Linked DNA regions of Mus musculus: region 1 is linked to region 2. Evidence: chromatin contacts called from ENCODE Hi-C or POLR2A ChIA-PET data. All regions are on one chromosome and are shown on one strand. Each heading gives the region's core, a stretch centred on a gene start or an enhancer-like site at or near the end of the contact. The rest is flanking DNA. Distances are from core to core; before and after follow the strand shown. Region 1 overlaps Maml3 (mastermind like transcriptional coactivator 3). Region 2 has its middle 16 kb from the start of Gm30074.

The links. Hi-C counts contacts between places; a loop is a spot of excess contacts on that map. ChIA-PET counts read pairs that join two places held with the same protein, here RNA polymerase II (POLR2A).
Region 1: a loop to region 2 is called in a map of heart, with 2.3 times the contacts of the local background. The contact joins two enhancer-like sites. A Hi-C loop is called at or near these places in 1 of 37 maps with a recorded cell type or tissue (heart). POLR2A ChIA-PET finds 5 or more read pairs at or near these places in 1 of 5 experiments (Patski).

What each region holds. Positions count from the first base shown.
Region 1 is chr3:51,748,662-51,751,361 of GRCm38, forward strand. All of the region lies in intron 2 of Maml3 (mastermind like transcriptional coactivator 3), which reads right to left. Among named protein-coding and RNA genes, the nearest start is that of Gm46803, 42 kb to the left of the region's middle. Within about 2 kb of position 1,395, at least 1 of the 3 ENCODE cell types and tissues checked has a DNase peak (open chromatin) inside an H3K27ac peak, as active enhancers do; it is heart, where a contact is called at or near this core.
Region 2 is chr3:52,194,785-52,197,503 of GRCm38, forward strand. No RefSeq gene overlaps it. Among named protein-coding and RNA genes, the nearest start is that of Gm30074, 16 kb to the left of the region's middle. Within about 2 kb of position 1,392, at least 1 of the 3 ENCODE cell types and tissues checked has a DNase peak (open chromatin) inside an H3K27ac peak, as active enhancers do; it is heart, where a contact is called at or near this core.

The DNA.
Region 1 (2,700 bases), core at 145-2,644, 450 kb before region 2:
TCTGCTGCAGAGCCTGTGGCTTTTGGCACCTGGGTTCCATTTGTCCCCCCCTCCTTCTTTCGGAAGAGGATTTGACGCCACCAAGGAAGGACCTTATAATGTTATTTACTGCTATTTCCTACGCCCCAAATTTGGCTTTAGGCTGCCTATTTTCAGTATTTGGGAACCTCAAGACGGGAGCAAGGCATGAAACCTGCAGCGAATATGAAGCCTTCCCCAGGGCTTGGCATTTAGCTGCAGCTCCAGCAGGCATTTAGAATTAAAAAAAAAAAAAAAAAAAAAAAAGGTTCATGCAGGCTTTCCAAGTACAGGGCCTTAAAGGCAACATGGCTCCGAAATCCCCTTTGTGCTGTGGAGCTGTGGGAAGGGACAATGAGTGACACGCTGCCCGGTGTCCCCATGTAAATGCTACCTCGAGGATACAGTTTTTACCAGGCAGATGGCTCATTTCTGGTCTGTAGCCTCATTTTTCCAGTGTTCCTCATGTACTTGTGAAGTTCTGCCCCTGGAGTCAGGTCCTAATTGGTGTCAAACGCTCAGAGACAAAAGTGAGGTTTGCGCATCATTCATGCGAAGGCTGTAACTGCAGTGACGGGCGGGCCCTGGCTCCAGCCACGCCTGTGGCCAGCAGGACCTGCTGTTGCAGACCTGCTCAAAACTACTGAATGCCAGGCTAAATACCTCTCTGTCATCACTGCCCATCTCCCGACTCTAGCATGTCTTTATGCTGGGGTCCTCTTTAGGTTATCTGTATGTTGACCTTAGTCTGGCTCTAGCAAATCTGGGTAGGGTTGAGGGGGACCCCCATTCATCTCACTACAGATTTGGGGGCCACCCAGCAGACAGGTAATCCTAATAGCCAGGACTCTGCAGTCAGCGAACGGCCGTCTGATTGGATGCACATTCATCTTCAAATTATGTTGTGTGACAGCCTGGGCTGCTGAACACCATTTTAACATGCAGATTGACTCCTCTGAGGCTGTTCATTATGCATTTAGCGGCCTGTTTTCAGACTAACCAGCATGTCAGAGAGGCCCTATCCTTTTTCCACCTGGGTGGAAGAAATCGCTTGCTGACTGTGGGGGAGCATGGATATTAAAATGCATGTTTATTTTTCCGAGTATCCACATATAACAACGTCCCCACCCCACCCCCGCCGCCGCCAGTGCAGGAGGAGAGAAGAAAAGGGGCAGACAGCTTTGACTCTGAAGCAAAGAAAATGGCTATGCCAAACAAGCCAGTCTCTGTGGAAGACAGGAGCTGACAAGGCCAGGCCAGCCTGATGCCTCCCGGCTGCCCTGGCTGCCCGCAAGCCAGCCTGGGTGCGTCCACACAAGCGCTCTTCTGAGACATGCACAGACCCTCTCTTCTCTTGTACACACAGCCCCAAGTATTTTAAGCAGCACACTTCCAATTTCCTGTTTCTAAAATTGTCTCGCATCTCCAATGGCATTCCATGCAATCCTGGCAAGTCACAGGCTCAGGGGCTGAGCCAATTCCACTCCAAGGACAGTGAGAGTCCTGTGTCTGCTGAGGAACAACCAAGTAGGGCCCTGGGTCACTCACCCCTCATCTCTTCCTGGTGTGACTTAACCTCAGTCTGCTGGGACTTTGTCTCCATGACCTCTCTGTGACCTCTAGCTGCTATTGGGCAAACACCCAATAACATCTCTCTCTCTCTCTTTCTCTCCCTCTCCCTCTGTTGTGCCTATGACCCCTAGCTGCTACTATGTGAGCACTGCCATTTCCTCTGTGTGTGTGAGGGTGGGATATGAATATGTGTGTCTGTGCATGTATGTGTGTCTGTGTGTCTATGTCCTTCAGCTGCTATTGGGTGAATACTGCCATTTCCTCTGTTTGTGTGTGTGTTTGGGGGGCGAGCTATGGGTATGTCTTGTACCTGGTGTGTGTGTGTGTGTGAGATCTCCAGTTGCTACTGGGTGAGCATGTCCATTTCCTGTGTGTGTGTTGGGGGAAGGGGTATATGTGTTGTGTATGTGTGTGTATATATGGTGAATGTGATATATACATGTATGTGTGATGTGTATGCGTTCGGTGTGGTGTGTGTATGTGTGTGTTGTATGCTTGCTGTGGTATGGTGAGGATGCTGTGTGTGTGATATGTGCATGTCCTTTCTTGATGCACTTGCAGTAGTTTTAAGATTTCATTCCTGTCCCACATAGTGCCTAACGGTGGCATTTTTTTCCCCCATGTGTTTGAAAGACTCCTTACTTTCTAGGCAAGAGCTTCACTATTGCTGGGCATAGTGGCGAACGCCTTTAGTCCCAGCACTTGGGAGGCAGAGGCAGGTGGATTTCTGAGTTCTAGGTCAGCCTGGTCTACAGAGTGAGTTCCAGGACAGCCAGGGCTATACAAAGAAATCCTGTCTCGAAAAACAACAACAACAACCACCCTCCACTATTGACCTATATCTGTGACCTGTGACCTATATCTGCGGCCCTCGCCTCCTGAGAGGACCCCAGTTCCTTCAGTCTCTGTGGTGGGCTACGCTTGCTGTGCACACAGCACTCCCCTCTGTCATCGGATGTGGGAGGCTCTCCACCGCCTTCCTCTGCTGCCTTGAAAGAATGGTTCTTCAGGGGCTGAGGAGCTTGGCTTGAGAACGCAAGCTCAGAGGCCAGGGCTGAGAGCAGCCACCCTGCCACATGTCCCCAGAGGGCAGGCATGTGTGCTTAAGAG
Region 2 (2,719 bases), core at 142-2,641:
GCAGGTGGAAACACTTGAGTAGCCTTTTAGAGAAAGGTCAAGGGCTTCTGGGTCCTTAAACCGACTTGGGCAGGTCGGAGCATGACAGATGTATTTCTCTCTCAGTATACCCTAACAAGGACAAGGCATGGTGCCTCCTTCACTGCTATTCAATCTCTGCTTGGGTAGCAGTGTCTAGATGGGGATAAGCAGTCACCAATCGCCAGGCACAGACCAGCGCTTAGAATACAGTTTTAAATCCAGTCCCACTCCTACAAAGCTCTTTTCTACTAGAGTATGGCTCTAGTCATCTGGTGGCCAGCAAGAGTTAAGAAGCCTCCTTAAGTGTTTGGGGTGACAGGGTGTCGTGGTACACGCCTTTAATCCCAGTACTCCGGAGGCAGAGGCAGGAGGATATCTGAGTTGGAGGCCAGCCTGGTCTACAAAGTGAGTTCCAGGACAGTCAGGGCTACACAGAAAAACCCCGTCTTGGAAAACAAAAAACAAAAAAACAAGAACAAACAAACAAACAAAAGTGTTTGGGGTGATAGCTGGGAATCCTGTGGGGGAAATGTGGCCTCGCAGGACTACTGTTCTCTTCCTGGAAGGGAAATGACCTTTCTGACTCAAATGAGAGAAGCTGCTGTCAGCAATTGCTCGATTCACCTCCGGTATGTCCGTGGATATCTCAGCGAACTTCCATTGTTGTCTGTAAGGTAGTCCAATTCTAACCATGAAGTTTAACCAGCTACTAAATGGGGGAGCCAGGACTTCAACTTGGCAAGCCTGACTCCAAAGCTAATGGTATACACTCCTGTCTCAGAGAGTCGCAACAGAGACTGGGTATAAATCACAAGAGGATAAATTCCAAATAGAGGAAGGAGGTCTCTCACAGCTTTGGCAAAGCCAAAGATGGGAGCTCAGACATCTTGATGGCCATTTACTTGCACATCCAGTTGTGCCCCTTTCCCTTCTAACTTGGTGCTAGCGATGCCAGGTCTGTCCTAAGGATTGTAGACAGTTGTTTGTGCTGTCTGCAACCCCCACGCCCCCAAGTGAAGCACTATCTTAAAATAAATAATCAAGACTCAGAAGGCTAAGTATCACAGCCTGTGACTGATAGGCTGGTGAGGTGAAGGGTTGGGGAGCAGGGTGGGGAGTCGGGGGACGGTATTAATAAATTCAAGGTCACAAAGCTCCCACCTGCCTATACACCTTCACACCAGGTTCTCCTGCAGAGGCTGGAGGCTAGGTAAGACATCTAGACTCCAGGTGCCAGCACAGGCCAGCGACGAAGAGGGGACAAGGTCCTCAGTGACTCCTCCTGGGGGTGGACACGCGTGGATGCCGGGGACAGATGTCTACTTGGGAGCCTCCTGCTGCTCAGAGGCAGGTCTCCAAGCCCCGTGGGAGGCTGGGGTCAGAGGTGTGTGGGACTCCCACACTAGGGTCGCGGTTCTCCTATGGCGGGAGCCAAGGATGCAGCAGCTCTTCCCGGGGACAGAGACCAGAGGGAGGGCGCCCTGCCCAGGGCCGCCGAGGCCCTAGAGGCTTTGTGTGTTTGGAGCCAGAGCCCCCACTTCCCTTCCCCGCCTCCTTCCCGCTCTCTTTCTCCGGGACCTAAGTCCCAGTGGAGGTTCCAGCAATTAGCACGCAAGGAGGGGGGCGGCCGGGGGCGGGGGGGGGGGCGGCGGCTGCGGGAGGCGACAACCCCGTCCTTGCCACCGGCCGCGCTTCCGCCAGCACTGCCTTCGTGCGCCACCTACCGGCCATCTAGGAACACTGCAGCGTCTGCCTGAACTGTTCCTAGGCAGATCTTGATCTCCGTGGACAATAGACAATGGGATTTTTTTTTTTTTCCTGAACAATGATTTATTTTAGGGGGTGGGGACAAGGAGAAAGGAGGGAGGAAAGGAGGGAGGGAGGAAGGAGCACTGTGTTTGTCATCGCTTTAGAAAAGAAAAAAAATCTCTGTTCTGTCATTGTTTCTGCATATCCATTATATGGAGGACAAAAGAATCCGGTCCTGGAACAACAAAGCCAAGGGAAATGTTTTCCGTGGCTGACATTTAATTGTGAGCACACGGTGCTGCATTATCATGGGGAGAGACTGGAGTAGGGGCATAGGCTGGCTTCAAAAGCCTGGGTTCTTTGCTTTAGCGTGTCCCATTTTGTATGGCCTCAGAGAGCCTCACTCAGATTGTGTGTTACACACAATTCCATAATTCTATAGTTTTTCAACCCACCGCAGGGATTCCTTGTGGATCATTTCATAGCTCCTCCAGAGTCTGCTCTTTTGCAGCTTGCAGAAACAGTCAGCTTTTCTTCACAGCCTTCATATGGATCCTTAATAAAATAATCTAATCCAACACACACACACACACACCGCTATCCTACCAGAGCTGTTGGAGACATTGGAGAACTTAGTCCCAGCCTGTCATTTGACAGATGAGAGAGGTGAAATGCTTATCCAAAGCCACACAACTAATTAGAGATAAAGGCAGGACAAGATCTGCTTTGCCCATCCTGGTCTTTGTGACCTGCCTCTTGCCGTTTTGATGCCCAGCAACCTCTGGCCTGACCAGTTCACAGCCATGGTCTCTTCCTTTCTGGCAGCCATTGAGCTTCCTTGCAGGAAGATGGGTGAAAACTGAGGGGGTGGGACGGACAGGCTTCCTAGCTCAGTGGCAATTCCTTCATTTATTTCTCCTTTATACAATGAAGGGGGCAGTATCTTTAT